Regions from separate parts of the Homo sapiens genome. Here region 1 is linked to region 2. A link is a contact called in ENCODE POLR2A ChIA-PET data. All regions are on one chromosome and are shown on one strand. Each heading gives the region's core, a stretch centred on a gene start or an enhancer-like site at or near the end of the contact. The rest is flanking DNA. Distances are from core to core; before and after follow the strand shown. Region 1 holds the start of POFUT4 (protein O-fucosyltransferase 4). Region 2 holds the start of VPS26A (VPS26 retromer complex component A).

Region 1 (3,545 bases), core at 886-3,385, 4.6 Mb before region 2:
ACCGTGCCCGGCCATGCCTAGTTTTTCTAGTTACACAGGCAGTGTGTCCCCACCTGCACCAACTACATGGGGCTCATCCTCAGCACAGCCGCTTAAAAAAAAAAATTATGGCTGGTTAACAGGTGTAACCCCTGACTACTGCAGAAAAGCCTCTCTAAAAGTGCTCTTCTCTACTGCCCAACCCCATTTCCACTCTATAAAAGGTGCTCAAATAGCTGAGTTGATTTTTAGTGCAGTGCAAACTCCTGAACCTGGTATTAATGATATTTATAGCCTTGTCCCTATTTATTTGCCCCATTTTCTCTCTCCCCTGTCTGCACAGGCCCTGTACTCTGGTTCAATCTTTTTGAACCACTACTGGAAACATTGTTCACATAAGCTGATTTTCATACGTTGCCTTGAATTATATTTTACATCTATTCAGCTTTTTCAGCTTGTCTTATCCCCCCAACTAGACTGTTGACACCTTAAATACAGAATGAGCCCATGTGATAATTTCCTCCTGCACCTGCTCAGCACCTAGTGCTACTTAATTGCCCACAGTAAGCAAGTAAGTAAATGATTTGATAGCTGCAGGGGACCCCAGCACTCTTACCTGTCATTCTCAGGAATCTCTTCCACATTGCCAAAGCCAGGTGTGGGCACTGGGCAGTCCATGTGTGAGGGCTGGGCAATGTGGGGCTCAAAGACGGGGCTGTCCCCGGGAGAGGCCGCGTGGGCTTTCTCGGCATCCAGCCGAGCCAGTTCGTAGTCACAGACGAAACACTCGAAGCCGTTGAGGTAGTTAGGCAGCAAAGGATCATTCACTCCCCACTCCCGATGCTTCAGACTATCCAGAAGAAATTGGTTGGTGATGCCCCCAGGTTGCTTGTATGCCAGGTATTTCATATACTCCTCATCATTCTTGTCCAGAAAGTCAATAAACTCTGCCAGCTTCTGAGGAGACTCAAAATCATCAATCAGGATGACGGAGTGATTGTTCGGCATCCAGTCCCTCACAGAGGGAGAACCGCGGTACACGGGCACAGCGCCCAGGTGCATGGGACGCCACAGTTTTTCTGTCATGTAGTCGTTACAGATGGCATTTTCCAGGGCCAAGTGGAACTTATAGCGGGACAAGAAAGCCAAGAGCTCTGGATCCTCGGTGGTGGCCGTGGCTGTGTCCTGTAGCCGCGCGGTAGGCAGCTCCCGATTCTGCAGGCATTTCCCGTAGGAGTCTACCTAGACCGGGTACAGTAAGGCTGTCATGAGGGTGCGGCCCTGGAGGCCTGGACACCTGGAGTCCTGGACACCTGGAGTCCTGGACACCTGGAGTCCTGGCCTCAACCCGCCCTCTCCTTTTCCTTCCCTCCGGCCCGCCCTCACTCACCGGGATGTGGCGCATGAGCTCGCGCACGTAGCGGTCCCGGTCCGCTGGCACGTCGCAGTGTGACTGCAGATAGAGCAGCGGCGCGTAGCCGCGGCGGCGCCACTCCGCGCGTTCCATGGGCGGAGGCACCGGGCGGCGCAGATAGGCGGTCCCGGGCAGCCACTGCAGCGACAGCGGGTAATCCGAGTGGCGACTGAAGGTGGAGGTAAGATTGAAGAGGCGGATGCCCGGGCCGTGGCTCAGCAAGAAGTTGTTGAGGGGCGACTCCTCGTGGAGGAGCGCCCAGCTCTGGTGCGCCAGGCGCGGCAGCGGGGCGGCCGACGCGCGGAAGTCTGTGCCGTAGAAGAGCAGCGCGCGCGTCCGCGAGTCCCTCAGCGCTCGGCGGTTCCGGGACGCCACGCACGCGCCGCGCGCACACTCGATGCGCTCCGAGTCTCCCGGGAAGTGGGGGAATAGCCCTGGGCTCCACCACAGCAGTACCGGCAAGTCCCCCGCCTCCTCCCTCCCTGGCCGCGGCGTCCCAGAGCTGCGCGTCACCCCCACTGCGCCCAGCGCCGAGGGCGGCCGGAAAACCGCGCCATCCCACGGTTCCGCCCACTCCGCCTCCCCGCCGGCCTCCCTCTCCGCTACGGACCCATGGCCGCTGGCTGCACAGACACTGAGCACCCCTAGAAGGACCAACACCACCCTAATGGGGCCGGCCGCCATGTCCACTCCGGCAGCCGGCGCCCCCTCGGCCAGCACCGACCCCGCCCAGCGGATAGTCGTGACCGGACGAGGCCCTACGCCACGGGGGCACGTGGCGCATGCGCAGCTCGCTCAGCCGACGGCCAGGACTAAAAGCAAAGTGAGCTTTCGGGAGTAAAGATGAGGCTAATGGTTACATCTTAATTTATTTTATTTCTTTACAAATTAAAGATGCATTGAAAAATAAACCAATGAAGAGAAATGAGAGGTCCAGAGCAGGGGCATCCCAGGTGGGGAGCAGGCAAGCCTGGCCACCATCAAGCCTAGCCCTTGTCCTGCCCCCAAGCCAGTTGGGGTTGGAAGATAACTGTCAGCCACTCAGTCAATACCAAAGCCCAAGCGGTGTCCCAGCAGGAGAGAACGGCGCTCCAGCTGCCTCTGCCTCTCTCCCCAACAACCCCGGGCCTGGAGAAGCAGTGTTTCTCGTGGGAGCTCAGAGTGGGATGTGAACTGGCTCTGTGAGGTATTGCAAGTTGATGACCAGGCTCCCTAGGCTCCCTACAGAACCATCCAGTGTTGGGGCCTCTCCAGCTGGAAAGGAAGCTGGTACCTCTACCAGATCTTAATATATTTTGCAACTCAGTTCTCCGGTCACCTCTGACAGTGTGCCTCTCTATCCACGGAGTGATCATCAATCATTGCAGGAGAGAGCGAGCGAGCAGTGAAAGCAGAGAAACTTGACTGCTAACCTCCAGGCCCAAGAAGGACTGACCACTTTTCTCTCCACCACCTATGGGCTATACCCCAGCTCTTGTGCACCTATATGTTTTATCCCTAATATAGGAAGTTGTGGATGACACTGAGCCCCCTGTAGTAACCTTAGGATCCCCACTCTTTCCTGCCTGCCCCTCTCCTCTTGGGAGACTGGTCCAAAGGGACACATAATATTGCCAGGGTCTGGGTGCCTCCAAACCCCCAATACCGAATCATATACAGTGAACTGAGAAGCTACATTCATTATGACAGGATTAGCAGGAAAAAGAGGGTAGAATGAGGGAACAGGGGCACCTTCCATCAGCAGGACATGACAGAGTGGCAGGATACTTGAGCCCAGAAAGAAGGTGTCTCCTTATATCTCCCCCTCCCCCCAGAGAGACTGAGGTCAGCTTACATAAGATATGTTACTGTCCCAATTTCTCTGACATCCTGGGGTGCTTTCTGGAAGCTAGCCTGGGCCCTATGCCATTTACCCACTTGCTTTAGCTCAGTAGCTGCCGAATCTCCTTGTGCATATGACAGAGAAAGTCCACATAAGATGCTCCCCCACTCAGACTCTTGTCTTCCACCAGGAAGTGCTTGAACAGCATCTCCATCTTGTCTTCCTGTTTCACCACGGTAAGCTACGGCCAGAATTCAGGGTTCATAAGGCAAGGCCAAAGGAAATTAAACATGCCCAGAAATCTCATTAGGCAGTCACTTACTCATTCCC
Region 2 (3,648 bases), core at 581-3,080:
GTTTTTATAGTTTTCTAATCTTGGCCTAAACCTCCTATCACTGACTTTAGGTTAATTTAGGATTTTTCATATAATTTCTGAACCCAATATTGAGCATTACCAATTAGCAAAAATACATGGTAGATACATAAAAAGGCAACTTTTTAGTCCCCACTGAAGGAATTTCACTAAGTCCAGTGGATGTAAAGAAATGCAACTCATTGCATTTCTGAGGTGGAAGGCTGACTCTCAAAATTCATTCACTTAGCCCATACACAAGCAATGAAACAGCAAATTTTCATACATATATTACATCTGTGACCATTTCAGTGTTTTAAAGTTTTACAATTTAGTTTCTGTTTGGGTAACTTGAAAATATAAACTGCTCTTGAACATAATTCAAAAAAGCGTATTAAAAGTAATAATTACAAATGTAAGCAAAAAATAGGAGGACCTTTTAAGTTTTCTTTTCAAATGATATTCAATTAAAGAAGCCTGCCCTAACACTGACTAGGCAAGGTCCCCCAATACTTCCTTCTTAGTATCTGTCACAATTCTAATTTCCACGTTAAACAAATAATTTACACAAATAAATGTTTATCTCTCCCTACATTGTAAGCTACGAGAGCAGGTAGGCGCTGTTTCCATTTTACTGGGGTCCCCTAGGCACACCTGAGCAATTATTTGTTGAATGAAAGAAAAAAAGCTCTAAGAATGAACATGAATGTCTGGATTTTGTTTTGTTTTGTTTTGAAAGCAACATCATTACTGAAATTAAAAGTTATTTATTCAAAGTAGCTTTTTAAAAATATACCTGGCTCGGCCTTTTAAGCCAAAAGTCTCAAGCAGTCTATTGAATCAGTGAGCTTTGGGAAGAGCAGGTAGTATTAGGAGAGCATACAGTAGGCGCTAAATGAAGAGAACTGACGACTACTACCAGAAAATGGGTAAAATGAGATCTAACCTAGAGACTGCCGACACCCAGCTAAATACCACAATGCCCAGGCTAGTGCTTCCGCGGACTGTGGTGAGAGCACTGATTCCCCTCCCTCCTCTGCCTCATAGGCCGTTTCAACAACCCAGAGCGTTAAGTTCAGCGAAATAGCTTGCGGACGGAAATGAGAGCCAATGCTTAAAACGGCGGGCACCAAACGGGTGTCTCTGGAGTTAAAGATATCCCCCATTCCAACGTCCTTTTATTTTTCTCTCCCATTTTACAAGTGTCAACAGAAAGCCTGAACTGGGGTCATGAAATCAAAGAATGTCACCATAGTCAGGTTTTAAAATATCAGAGTTTATCAAGTTCGTGACACACTGAGTGCCCAAGTCCCCCGAAGAGTCCGGAGGTGGGGGGCTCCCGGGTCGCCCCACCTGGATGGAAGAGAGGCTGCCCGGGAGGAGAACAGGGACTGGCTACCTAGGAAGGGGAGGCGGCGACCAGCCCCCGCAGAGGCGGGGTCCGAGTCCCCAGCCAGAGCCCCAACAAGCAGTCGAAGAACGCGGGCAGAGGCTCCGACATGGCCAGGAGAGCACGCCGCCGCCCGTAGGTGCTCGGGCCTCGCCGAGACCGGGAAGAGGTGGCGCCGCCAGCTTTTCCCAGACCCAGGGGTGGCCCGACAGGCCTAACCCCGCTCCCCGCCCTGCTCCCCCGTCCCCTCCTCCGGCGACGCCCGGCCCGCGGTTGGCCGGCCCGCCGCGCGCTCCGGGACGAGGGCGGGAGGCGAGCGCGCTGGCCGCCGCGCACTCACCATTGTCAACGCCGCCGCCGCGTCCCCCCTACTCCACTCCTCTTCCCTCAGGAGAACTCCCAGCCCCGGCTCCCTCCGCTCCGGCGCTCCGTCACGTGACCTCGGGCCGCCCCTCACACGTGACCGCTCCCTTCCTCTCCCCCACCCCCGCACCCGTCCCTCTCCCAGCCTCCTGCCCCGCCCTGCTGGCCGCCAGGCACTCCGGGGAGAGGCCGCTTGGAGGCGGGGCCTCAGGCTCCACCCTTCGGAGGGTGGAGAGGGGCGGGCAAATTACGTCGAGTGGGCGGGGCCTGAACAGAGGCGGGTTCGCGGGCTCCTCCTCGCCGTCTCTTCGGTCACCGGACGAGCGGTTCCGTGTCCGGCCTCTTTACCGCACCCAGTTCCTCTTTGTGAAAGTTTGAGCGGCTGGGAAGGAAGGAGGAGAGGAAGGATTCATCTGGAGGCTCTCTCCTTGGCTGGGTCCTTGGGTTGCCGAGGCGAGTGGGAGCCCTACTTCCTTAGGCCTCGCAAGAAGAGATGTGCTCTCTTCGTCCACGGCGAGGCGTTCTGCCACCTTGCCTGAACGCAGTCCCGCTCCACCTCCTTCTGAGTCTGGGTTTTCTTAACTTGGCTTTCTCGCCTCTGAAGAGAAGACCAGTAGAAAAAAATCCTAGGGTACAACTTTCATTGCTTCCCAAAGTCCCCAGATGGCCCCTGAGCGACCCACCCTGAGCCTGGAGGGCTCACAAACCCACCGTTCCGCCCAGCCGTTCTGAGAGGGCAAAGGCGCTCCCCCGAAAGTCCCACGGCGCAGCTGAAGACTACGCTGGCCTGAACTGGATCCTCCTCCCTAGTGTAAGCCTATAGGACCTCCAGATGAGGAAAATACTGTGTGGGATTTCAGAGTATAGTGTTGAAGGGCCACAGTGCACTCTATGCATAACCAAAGCAGAAGAAAAATCCATCCCTGAACGCACTATAATTACCCCACCTTAAAACAGAAGTTTGTGAGGCGAGTCCATGAAACAGGTATCAAAAAAAATTTTTTTATACTTAATCCTCAGTGTGAGCCTCAAATTTAAGAGGATTGAAATCAGAGTATCATCTCTAACCGCAATAGAATTAAAATTAGAAATCAACCCAAACAAGCCAGAAAATTCCGGAAATATTGGAAATTAAGCAACATAATTCCAAATCTCTAGGTCAAAGAAGAGATCAATGGAAATTTAAAAATAAGTTGAGGCCGGGCACGGAGGCTCACACTTGTAATCCCAACACTTTGGGAGGCCAAGGCAGGTGGATCACCTGAGGTCAGACACGAGTATCTCTTGAATCCGGGAAGCGGAGGTTGCAGTGCCCGAGATGGAGCCACTGCACTCCAGCCTGGGCGACAGAGCAAGACTCTGTCTCAAAAATAAAAAATAATAAAAATAAAATAATTTGAAATAAAAGATAATAATACAACATATCAAATTTGTGGAATGCAGTGACACTGTGTAAAAGGAAAATTTGTAGCTTTAAATGCACATATTTGGGCCAGGCATGGTGGCTCACAGTCTATAATTCCAGCACTTTGAGAGGCCGAGGCGGACGGATCACTTGAGGTCAGAAGTTTGAGACCAGCCTGGCCAACATGGCGAAACCCCGTCTCTACTAAAAATACAAAAATCAGCGGGGCATGGTGGTGCACGTCTGTAATCCTAGCTACTCGGTAGGCTGAGGCAGGAGGATCACTTAAACCTAGGAGGCAGAGATTGCAGTGAGCCAAGATTGCGCCACTGCACTCCAGCCTGGTGACAGAGCGAGACTCCATCTCAAAAAAAATAAATAACTATAGTAACACTGATATTGTTGTCTGTTTGAACTGTGAAAAGAAAGCAGCAAAAACAATGCAAATCTTTAATTAATAAAAGTGAAAAATGGTTTTTTTCACTTAGAAGAT

What was found. ChIA-PET counts read pairs that join two places held with the same protein, here RNA polymerase II (POLR2A).
Region 1: POLR2A ChIA-PET joins it to region 2 with 19 read pairs in activated naive CD4-positive, alpha-beta T cell. The contact joins the promoter of POFUT4 here to the promoter of VPS26A in region 2. POLR2A ChIA-PET finds 5 or more read pairs at or near these places in 2 of 52 experiments (activated B cell and activated naive CD4-positive, alpha-beta T cell).

The regions. Positions count from the first base shown.
Region 1 is chr10:73,770,866-73,774,410 of GRCh38, reverse strand. POFUT4 (protein O-fucosyltransferase 4) reads right to left here and starts at 2,135. Exons shown (of 3, transcript NM_173540.3): 1 at 1,370-2,135; 2 at 596-1,221. The coding sequence starts at 2,077. SEC24C (SEC24 homolog C, COPII component) reads right to left here. Exons shown (of 23, transcript NM_198597.3): 23 at 2,250-3,456. The coding sequence ends at 3,316. RefSeq lists enhancers at 824-873, 718-1,248, 1,534-1,643, 2,234-2,413 and a silencer at 1,854-1,903.
Region 2 is chr10:69,122,360-69,126,007 of GRCh38, reverse strand. VPS26A (VPS26 retromer complex component A) reads right to left here and starts at 1,830. Exons shown (of 9, transcript NM_004896.5): 1 at 1,728-1,830. The coding sequence starts at 1,730. RefSeq lists enhancers at 866-1,372, 2,237-2,596 and a silencer at 1,577-1,976.